Linked DNA regions of Homo sapiens: region 2 is linked to region 1. A link is a contact called in ENCODE Hi-C data. All regions are on one chromosome and are shown on one strand. Each heading gives the region's core, a stretch centred on a gene start or an enhancer-like site at or near the end of the contact. The rest is flanking DNA. Distances are from core to core; before and after follow the strand shown. Region 1 overlaps KLF9-DT (KLF9 divergent transcript). Region 2 has its middle 26 kb from the start of CEMIP2.

Region 1 (5,563 bases), core at 2,218-4,717:
CTTTTTTAAAGGTCTATTATTGGATTCACAATGCACTTTGAGTTTGATTGTTTAGATATACAATTCAGAGCAGAAGTTGGCAGATACCACGGGAAAAACTTTCTGAAATTTCTGTAACAAATGTTTTGCAATAAAAAAAAAAACTCAGTAGTTTAAAACATGACTTGGACTTCTTTGTGCACTTATTTGCTGCCATCTAATCTTCACCATCCTCATCCTAAGAACTTTTGGAGTAGAGATAATTGCCTAGGGCTCCACAAATTACTTGTTCCGGTGAGCAGAAGTTGCAAACTGGTAGCCTGTGGGTCATATCTAACCAGTAGGAAAAGGGTATTATTGGCCAGCAATTTTTTTTTTTAATTTGGAACATTTAAAAATTGAGCCTGGGCACAGTGGCTTACTCCTGTAATCCCTGCACTTTGGGAGTCCAGGGTGGGAAAATCCCTTGAGATAAGGAGTTCGAGACCAGCCTGGCCAACACGGTGAAACCCCATCTCTATTAAAAATACAAAAATTAGCCGGGTATGGTGGCACATGCCTGTAGTCCCAGCTACTCTGGAGGCTGAGATGGGAGGATTGCTTGGACCCAGGAGGTCGAGGCTGCAATGAGCCAAGATGGCACCACTGCACTCCAGCCTGCCTAGGCAACAGGTCGAGACTCTGACTCAAAAGTAAATAAATAAATAAATAAATAATTGACAGATTTCACATCTAATTCCAGATTTCTAGCTTCTTTTAAAAAACCTGAAGATCTGGTAATATAAGACCCATGTTTTCATATGACAATAATCAGCTGAATCATGGCATCTTGGGTGCTCTTTTAGAAGGAGCCTGTACTCTCTAATATACCACAGTCCCCACCATTCTCAAGTTCCCTTTACTCAGAGCATTACCTGGATGGCCCCTACATGTACTGGGAGGATGAAATTCAGCCCATAACAGTGGGTGAATTTGTGAGTGGAAATGTAGTGGTCTTTTACAATTTTAATTTCTTTTAAGGTAAAGGAATCAGAATACAAGAATCAACTGGAAACAACATATGTGTTGGTCAACAGGAGAAAATAACTGATTATGATACATGATTAAAAATAATTAAATTTTGTGTATTGACATAGATGTCATTGCTATATTCTTAAGTCTATTTAAAAAGAAGTACAGAGAAGCATATATGGTCTGTCTCAGTCCATTTGGGCTGCTATAACAAAATACCTTAGGCTGGGTGATTAATTTATAAAAAGAGAAACTTATTGCTTACAGTTCTGGAGGCTGGGAAGGCCAAGATCAAGGCACCAGCAGACTCGGTGTCTGGTAAGGGCTTGCTCTCTGCTTCACAGATGGCACCTTCCTGCAGCCTCACATGGGGGAAGGTGCAAGGGAGCTTCCTTGAGCCTCTTTTAAAAGGACACTAATCCCAGTCGTGATGGTGAAGCCTTCATAACTTAATCACTTCCCAAAGATCCCTAATACTATCACACTATTAGTTTCGAACGTGAATTTTAAGGTGACACCAACATTCAGACCATAGCATGTTCTAATATCAATTTTTGTAAAAATTAAACCAGGCATATAGATTATGGATGTATTTGCATATGAATAGTAAAAGTCCAAAAGAATATCACAGAAGAGAATAAAATTTTTGCAACAGAACTTTTTTTTCACAAAAATTCAAATGCTGTGTAAGGGCAACCTAAAGTGACCTAAGTAAAATTAATGCAAGTATCACTAGACATGAACCAGGAGGATTTTCTTTGCTTTCTTTCTCCTCAGAAACCTGTTGTAGGTATTGTGACAATAATCATAAGCCTTATAATGGCAGGTCATCTTCTCCAAGGTATGGTAAAGCTGGAATAAAAGAAAATAAAAATGGTAGCAATGGTTTAACTATTAATGTTGGGAAATTATAATTTTAGGCATAAATATAATCAATGCCTTTTGAGCAGCTACTTTGTTCCTCTAGAAGAACTGAAAATTTTATTAAAAAAGCAAGACAGTCATGACTAAAAAGATAATTACATGTTTTAGTTATTTAATTAGAGCTGTTGAAAAAATGGGGACAAGCAGCCTAAGTTTAGCTCATCAACACTAAAACTATTCAAGTAGAAGCAAAATAGCCACCAGAAAGGCAGCGTATGGATGGTTTCCCACATTTGGGTTGGAAATTGGACTAAAAAATCTGCTCTGAGACTCTGTGTAGAACAGACTCAAAATCTTCTTAGAATAAAAGGAAAGAATGAACATTTGTAGCCTAGAAGGACCTGAAGGAATCGGGCAAGACTAAAGAAGCCAGGAGGTAGAGTCTGGCATTTCCAAGCCTGGAGTCCCAGGCAAAAACAAAGGTGTAGCCGCAAGAATAATTGAGGCAGGCCAGGCGCGGTGGCTCACACCTGTAATCCCAGCACTTTGGAAGGCCAAGGCAGGTGGATCACCTGAGGTCGGGAGTTCGAGACCAGCCTGACCAGTAGAGAGTATTTTAGTCTCTACTAAAAGTACAAAATTAGCCAGGCATGGTGGTGCATGCCTATAATCCCAGCTACTCGGGAGGCTGATGCAGGAGAATTGCTTGAACCCAGGAGGTGGAGGTTACGGTGAGCCAAGATCGCACCATCACACTCCTGCCTGGGCAACAAGAGCAAAACTCCACGTCAAAAAAAAAAAGAAAAGAAAGAATAATTGAGACAAATGCCTGGGCTCCAGTTGGAAACCAACCTAACCAGAGCGGAGGATTCACATTGGAGATTTGCCGGAAAGTATGGCAATCCCTTATATTCATTTAATCTCAACACATTTATGAGATTGCCATTAATATTCCCATGTCCCAGATGGGAAAAAATGGGGTTCATTATTTTATTTTGTTTTATTTTATTATTTTGAGACAGGGTCTCACTTTTTTGCCCAGGCTGGAGTGCAGTGGCATAATCTCGGCTCACTGCAACCTCTGCCTCCCAGGTTCAAGCAATTCTCCTGCCTCAGCCTCCCTAGTAGCTGAGACTACAGGCACACACCACAAGGCCTGGCTAATTTTTGTATTTTTAGTAGAGTTGAGATTTCACCATGTTGGCCAGGCTAGTCTTGAACTCCTGACCTCAAGTGATCTGCCCGCCTCGGCCTCCCAAAGTGCTGGATTACAGACCTGAGCCACCGCACCCAGCCCCATCATTTTATACATCAATGGTTTGAACGTTATTCTGTGATGAAAAGAAAGCGACTGAAAAATTCTGGTCCAAAATGTGGGCTGTAACATTATGGCATGGCAAGGGAGAGGGTAGGTACAGTGAGACTAATTGCAGGATTCCAGGCTCCAGGTGATAAAACCTTATAGATTAAAAGACACTTTGGAGAAATTTCACAACTCAATTCAGGAAATATTTCTTGGATATCCACAATTTGAAAAACACTTGACTAAGTGCTAGTACCTTCTGTGTGAAATGTCAGCCTCTTACTCAATTTCCTGGTGAACAATTAGTCATATTTCATAGAGGACTATTTTTCAGTGTATGAGCATGACTTGAAATGCCTCCTTGCTGGCAGTCATTTTGTGCAATATGGAAGAGCTCTATACCTTTGGCTACACCCTTAGAGAAGGAGGCATTGACCCAAGAACACCAATCAGAGTTTTTTCTTTGAGGATCTGGAATAGAGTTGAGAGAGCTGAGCAATTCCGGGTATTGAAACCATAACTTATAGTCTCAGGAATTGTCAGCAATCATGTTTCTACATACTGGCTGACTTGCAGAAGAAGTCAGTCTGCCAAAAAATACAGAAATTAATAAAGACACAGAGACGGGGCAGATACATAAAACGAAGTTTCTAGGCTCTTCCTGGAACATGGCTATCATCTCACCTTTGATGTCTAAAGCCATATCAGTATCTTTAAAATAAATTTTCTCTTTAGTAGGCTGAATAATGGCCCCCAAAGATGTCCATGTCCTAATCCTCAAAAATCTGTGAATGTTACCTTATATGGCAAAAGGGATTGTGCCAATGTGATTAAGAATCTGGAGATGGGTAGATGATCCTGGATTCTCCAGATGGGTCCAGTGTAATCACAAGAGACTTGTAAAAGTGAGGCAGGAGGAATCAGATTCAGAAAGTAGACTATGTGACAAGAGAAGCAGAGATTGAAGTAATACAATGTAAAGATGGAGGATGTGGCCACAAGCCAAGGAATACAGGAGCCCTCCAGAAGCTGGAAAAGACAAGGAATGCATTCCTCTCCTAGAGTCTCCAAAAGTAACTGGAACCACAGATATCTTGATTTTAGTTCCTTCAAACTCATTTTGGATTTCCGACTTTCAGAATTGTAAGAGAATAAATATGTGTTATTTTAATTCACTGTTTCTGGTGTTTTATTATAGCAGCAATAGGGAAGTAATGAACCCCTTCCCCACCTTCACGTTTTTAAAAAATCACGTTGGTGTCTAATTTTGTGCAACCACAGACTCTAAGTCTACTATATCTTTTTAATACTAAGATGTCAGCGACTATAAGAAACACCACCAAAATAATACCAGATTTGGGAAGACAGAAATATTGCCACATTAAATGTATACATTGATCAAAAATTATATCCTGGATTCAGGATGTAAAAAACAATGTGCTTAGATTTAATAAAATAAGACAGTATATCCTTCAAGTCACAACTAAAGGATACATTGCCTTCACAACTCTGCCTCTATGAAGCATTCTCCAGCCTACCACAATGAACTTTCCTTTCCTGACCAATGATATGGTTTGGATTTGTGTCCCTGACCAAATCTCATGTCAAATTGTAATCACCAATGTTGGAGGAAGGGCCTGGTGGGAGGTGATTGGATCATGGTGGCAGAATTTCCCTTTCCTGCTTTCTTGAAAGTCAGTGAGTTCTCATGAGATCTGGTTGTTTAAAAGTATGTGGCACTGGCCAGGCATGGTAGCTCATGCCTGTAATTCCAGCAGTTTGGGAGGCCAAGGTGAGTGGATCACTTGAAGTCAGGAGTTCGAGACCAGCCTGGCCAACGTGGTGAAACCCCATCTCTACTAAAAATACAAAAATTAGCAGGGCGTGGTGGTGCATGCCTGTAGTCTCAGCTACTAGGGAGGCTGAGGCAGGAGAATCGCTTGAAGCTGGGAGGTGGAGGCTGCAGTGAGCTGAGATCACACCACTGCACTCCAGCCTGGGTGACAGAGTGGGACTTCATCTCAAAAAAACAAAAAGTGTATAGCACCTCCCCCTTCTCTGTCTTCCTCCTTCTCCAGCCATGTAAGACGTGACTGCTTCCCCTCAGCCTTCTGCCGTGATTGTAAGTTTCCTGGGGCCTCCCCAGCCATGCTTCCTGTATAGCCTGCAGAATCGAGAGCAAATTAAACTTCTTTTCTTTATAAATTATCCAGTCTCAGGTAGTTATTTAGAGCAATGCAAGAACAGACTAATACAACAACACATCAAGCGTTGCATTTGTCCTCTATCACAGCAATTGTCCTTCTACGCAATACTGGTAAGTTCACCTGTTTATCTCCCAGCCAGACAGTGAGAGCCCTGGTCCCTAGCTTAGTGCCTGCAAATAGCATGAATGAAGAAATAAAT
Region 2 (5,563 bases), core at 767-3,266, 1.3 Mb before region 1:
CATGTGAAGCTACTGAAGTGAAAATAGCTGTATATCCTGTAGACACTTGGAGGGCTGTGATTCAGGGGAAGAATCTTCCCATTTCCTCCTATGAAGAGATGGAAAGAGGAAGGCTTGCATCTCATACAGAAGCTTTGATGGATTACTCATCTCGTGCTTTCCTTGGTGTCTGTCCTTGGGACATTTTTTCACATCAGGTCAAAGTCAAAACCAACAATCACACAAAGAAACTAACAGAGACAACTACATAGATGAACATCCTTACTTTTCCTTTATAAATCTTTTAGAAATGAAAAATACTGAGATTATAAACCACCATCCCCAGTAAAAATTCTCAGCACTGAGGCCCTAATGGGCTTCCCTTTGATGCAGGGCAGGTAAGCCCCAAAGCTGGGGCTTAGCCAGCGAGAGTTCTTGCCTTGCCTTTGCCCAGGAAAGAATTCAAGAGCCAGCTGGTCATGTTAGAAAGCACCTTTTTTTTTTTTTTTTTTTGAGACAGAGTCTCAAAGGCTTGGGTGCAGTGGCATGGTCACAGCTCACTACAGCCTCAACCTCCCAGGCTCAAGTGATCCTCCTACCTCAGCCTCCTGAGTAGCTGGGACCACAGGTGCATGCCACCATGGCTGGCTAATTTTTGTATTTTTAGTTGGGACAGTATTTTGCCATGTTGCCCAGGCTGGTCTCAAACTCCTGGGCTCAAGTGATCCGCCCACGTCAACCTCTCAAATTGCTGGGATTACAGGCATGAGCCACTGCGCCTGGCCTAGACAGCAACTTTTATTGAAGCAGCAGTGTACAGCAGCAGCAGAGGTACTGGTTCTGTGGAGAAGGCCACCCCACAGGCAGTGTGCCCAGAGTGGCAGCTCAGAGGCAGTTCTGCAGTCATAGTTATACCCACTTTAAATTACATGCAAATCAAGGGGTGGATTATGCAGAAATTTCTAGAAAAAGAGTGGTAACTTCTGAGTCATTGGGTCATTGCCATGGAAAGGGGCAGAAATCTCTGGGTGTTGCCATGGCAATGGTAAACTGACATGGCACTCTTGTGGGCATGTCTTACAGAGAGGTATTTTTATCTCTTCCCTGTTTTAGCTAGTCCTCAATCTGGTCCAGTTTCTGAGCATCACCTCCAGAGTCCCACCTCCTATCTCACCTTGTAGACAACATTTCACATGTGTTGTCACAACTCATTGCTGGAGGAATCAAGCATGTCCTTTGGGACTCTACTGGGAGGGGACTGTACTGGGAGGGGACCGTACTGGGAGATGGCTCTTGGAAGCTTGTGCTTGGTTACTTCTGGACCTCGCCCATGTGCCTTTTCCCTTTGCTAATTTTTCTTTGCATCTATTTACTGTAATAAATTTTAGCCATGAATGTCATTATATTTAGATTTCTAGCAAATCACTAACCTGGGAGTGGTCCTGTAGATCCCTGACACAGCCTCCTTTACTAGATTTTTCTAAGTATTAAGTGTGATTATATTGGCATTATATTATAATAATAAGTAATTAATAATAAACACTAATAAATGAAAGATAGCAAAATTACCTTATGATAACATGGAAAACTTGAGTCATATGCTAAAGGACATGAGATGGAAAAAGAGCATTAGCCAAGCCTGAAATTTTCTGCACATTTTCCAAAGTGGATTTTTAAAAAATAACCGCAAATAAGTGCAGAGCTTTTTTTTACACTAGAACAATTAGGATGCCTTATTATTGTCTGAACTCTTCTGCTTGCTTGAGTCAATGAAAACTTTACACATATTGGCTAGATATATTCTCAGATATCTTCTGCATGTAAGCAAAGGGGAGAAATATTGTGCCGTTCTGAGCCTTTGAGAAAATTTGCCTTACCCACTTCCTGTGTTTAAAGAAAGGCAATGTATTAATATCTGGCAAGAGCACATTTGAGATCGAGACAAGAAGACAACAGGATGTACTTTCTTCTTGTCAAGATAGAACTTCATGCCTGGCTAATCAACTAGAAAGTCTGATTTTTGCATGCCTCAGGAAAAAGCAATCATAGGTGGTTTTGAGAGGAGGGTTCTCTAGTGTTTCCTTCCCTCAGAGCCGAGATCTTACATGTAAATTGATGCACTTCTTCCTGGGGCATCCAGCTTTCAACCACCTTCACATTATGTTTAGCAAAAATAGATGAAAATTTGTAGCCATGTGCATATTTTGATTACTGCTCCCGCTCATATACTCAGTGACATGAAAGACTGCCAAGCTTACATAGGACCTAGCGCAAGAAAAGGCTCCGCAGCAGGTCTGGGCCCTGTCGCTTGGGCCATATGATCCTGCAGATACACTTGCATTGGAGGTATCAGTTATGAGAAAAGATGCTATGTGTTCAGTGTGCAGATAGGTAGATTAAAAAGAGAGAAAGATGCTATATGGGTTTTGTGGCAAGTGCCAGTGGAAGAATCACAACTCAAGGCCTTGGGAATCTGGAGCAAGGCTATGCCATCTCTGGTGGAGAATCACATGCCTTTGGAAAAACTACTCCTACCATGCTACAAGGCTCTGGTAGAGACAGAAAGCCTGCCAATGGTTGCCAAGTGACCAGGCAGTGAAACTTCTCATTGTGATCTGGGGCAAATCAACCAAGTTATAAGATAAGGGGACACCAGCAGGAATTCATCCTAAAATGAAGGTGCTGCCGGACTGAAGAGAAGCAGGACCAGAGGGCAGAAGTAAGCTGCATGAGCAGCAGCGCAGACTGCCAATGTACCTACCACTGTTTTCCCATTGCTGCGCCCTCATAGCTGAATGGGGGATTCTTCATTGCAAGTTGAAAAAAGAGAAATTTGAGCTTGCTTTGTAGATTGCTCTGCCCTATGTATGAGTGCAAGCTGGAAGTGGATGGTAGCTTCTCCACAGTCTGCTCAAAGGTGGTCTTGAGAGACAGTGGCAGGGGAAAATCCTCCCAATAGGCAGTGCTTTGAGGAGGGCACTTGGCTAACCACTTTGTGTGGAAAGAGAAGTAGCTTGAGGTTAGGATATATACAAACTCATGAGCAATGGCAAATGGTCTGGTCAGCTGATTTGGGACTTGGAGGGAAAAAGATTGGAGGTCTAGGGGAGAGGGATGTGGATAGACATACGGGAATGAGCATAAAGTGCATAAAATGTGAACATCCACCAGAGAGCACCCTCAAAAGAGTCACTAAAAACCAAGTAGCCAAAATGTCCTAGCCAGTTGACTGACAGACATCTCTGTCATTGGCCACCCCAGTGTTGGCATGATAGACACACGAATCAAGTGACCGTGGTAGCAGAGATTGAGGTCACTCATGGAACAAGCATTGTGGATTCCCATTTACCAAGACTGCCACTACAAAACGTGCAGCTGCCAGCAACAGAGACTAGGGAAGAAGTTGACTACATTGGGCCCCTTTCATTCTGGAAGGGCCAGCAGTTCATTCTCAAGAATAGAAACATTTTCTGTGTCTGGATTTGCCTTTTCCTGAATTCTGGGCCTCAGGCAGAGCCGCTGTGGTCTGTATCTCAGGACAGGGCTCCCAGGCCAATGCATTCTTCCTTGTTCACTGCATTCTTTCCTGGCCAATGCATTCTTCCCAGGCCAGTGCATTCTTCCCAGTTCAGTGCATTCTTCCCAGGCCAGTGCATTCTTCCCAGTTCACTGCATTCTTCCCTGGCCAGTGCATTCTTCACTGTCAGACCCTGACATAGCTGGTAGTTAGAGACTATCTATTGACTGCAAGCCTTAAAAGGCAATCTGGGCAGTGGCACCACTGTCTACTATCCAGAATCAGCTTTTTTCTTGTGTTTTCTCTCCCATTTCCCTCCAGTACTCAGGTTCCCACTGTCTCTCCCATTCCTTTTTCTCTTTCCTGAAAAATCTTAGCCTGCCCTCCGGCCAACCATCTCCAGAGCTAAGTGCAAGAGAGTAATGGGAGAAATATTTTTGTCCCCATCTTCTTTCCTTTAGTGATTGCCAGGTCTGAGCTGGGTTAAGATTTAACAGGAGCTGAGTCAGGCTTCAGTAATCATTCTTTCTGTTTGCATAGCCCTTTGCAGTTCTCAAAGTTCTTTCAAATACAGTTTTGAATTTTACTTCTCATAACTTCTCTGTGAAAAGTTTAGCATTATTTTTCATCTTATGAAGAATCTGAGGTCCAGAGAGGTTAAATGACTTACCCAATCTATACAGGTTTTTGTTGTCAGACCAGGTCTTCTGAATCCAAGTCCAGGGCTTTGTTGGCTATATCTTAGCTACTATCCCTACCTTGCAGTGGGAAGATTGAGGAAAAGACAAGAAATTACTTGCACAAAAAAGATAAGAGCTAGGCTGGTGTGGTGGCTCACGCCTATAATCTCAGCACTTTGGGAGGCCGAGACGGGTGGGTCACCTGAGGTCAGGAGTTCGAGACCAGCCTGACCAACATGGTGAAACCCCATCTCTACTAAAAATACAAAAATTAGCTGGGCGTGGTGGTGGGCGCCTGTAATCCCAGCTACTTGGGAGGCTGAGGCAGGAGAATCACTTGAACCCAGGAGGCAGAGGTTGCAGTGAGCCAAGATTGCGCCATTGTACTCCAGCCTGGGTGACAAGAGCAAAACTCTGTCTCAAAAAAAAAAAAAAAAAGCTAATGTTGAGTGGGGTGATTGCTGACTGGTTTCCAGGACCTACCAGCTGGATGTTCGTAACATACTGAATGGAAAGAACTGGACTAAAGAACGCGGTTTTATCCAAATAATTTTTGTATCTATGTCCTTTTCCTAGAGCCACCAAAAATCACTGGTTACTATCTGGAAATGGAAAATAAGCATTCTTTCCTGTCCCTCAGCCTTCACTGTCCTCCTCTGACGGTCTTCTCTTCACATAGCACCAGAGTGACTCTTCATAAAACATAAGTCAGATCATGATACTCCCTTGCTGAAAGCCTTCTGATGGCTTCCCACAACTCCTAAAAGACAACTTTTTTTCTTTTTCTCTTTTCTTTTTTTTTGTCCCACATGGATCTACCTTTATTTCTTGTGACAAAATATAACATTTATGCTTTTTTTTTTTTTTTTTGAGACAGAGTCTCACTCTGTCTACCAGGTTGGAGTGCAGCATCGCGATTTTGGCTCAATGCAACCTCCACCTCCCAAGTTCAAGCGATTCTCCTGCCTCAACCTCTGGAGTAGCTGGGACTACAGGTGCCTGCCACCACTCCTGGCTAATTTTTGTATTTTTAGTAGAGAGGGGGTTTCGCCATATGGCCAGTCTGGTCTTGAACTCCCAACGTTAAGTGATCCACCCACCTCAGCCTCCCAAAGTGCTGGAATTACAGGCGTGAGTCACCACACATGGCTGAAGACAATTTTAAGCCCTTCCTGTGGCCTGCAAACCTTTACATGGTTTGACCCCAGGATACCTCCCAGCTATCTCCCTACTCCGTTGCTCACCTACCTCCAACCACAGCAGACTCCTAGCTGTTTCTCAAACACATGGGATACATTCCTTTTCCAGAGCATTTGCAATTCCTTTTTTTTTTTCTTTTCCTGGAAAATCCTTTCCCCAGATGCTTGCACCGCTCATTCCTTCACTC

The links. A loop is a pair of places that touch in the nucleus more often than their neighbours do.
Region 2: a map with no recorded cell type shows a loop between it and region 1 (10-fold over the local background). The contact joins two enhancer-like sites. A Hi-C loop is called at or near these places in 1 of 168 maps with a recorded cell type or tissue (breast epithelium) and 1 of 37 single-sample maps with no recorded cell type.

What each region holds. Positions count from the first base shown.
Region 1 is chr9:70,523,660-70,529,222 of GRCh38, reverse strand. All of the region lies in intron 3 of KLF9-DT (KLF9 divergent transcript), which reads right to left. It overlaps TRPM3 (transient receptor potential cation channel subfamily M member 3), which reads left to right. Exons shown (of 26, transcript NM_001366145.2): 26 at 1-163. Among named protein-coding and RNA genes, the nearest start is that of KLF9, 110 kb to the right of the region's middle. Within about 2 kb of position 3,467, at least 2 of the 41 ENCODE cell types and tissues checked have a DNase peak (open chromatin) inside an H3K27ac peak, as active enhancers do.
Region 2 is chr9:71,791,989-71,797,551 of GRCh38, reverse strand. No RefSeq gene overlaps it. Among named protein-coding and RNA genes, the nearest start is that of CEMIP2, 26 kb to the right of the region's middle. RefSeq lists enhancers at 2,060-2,149, 2,686-3,234, 3,235-3,784. Within about 2 kb of position 2,016, at least 5 of the 41 ENCODE cell types and tissues checked have a DNase peak (open chromatin) inside an H3K27ac peak, as active enhancers do.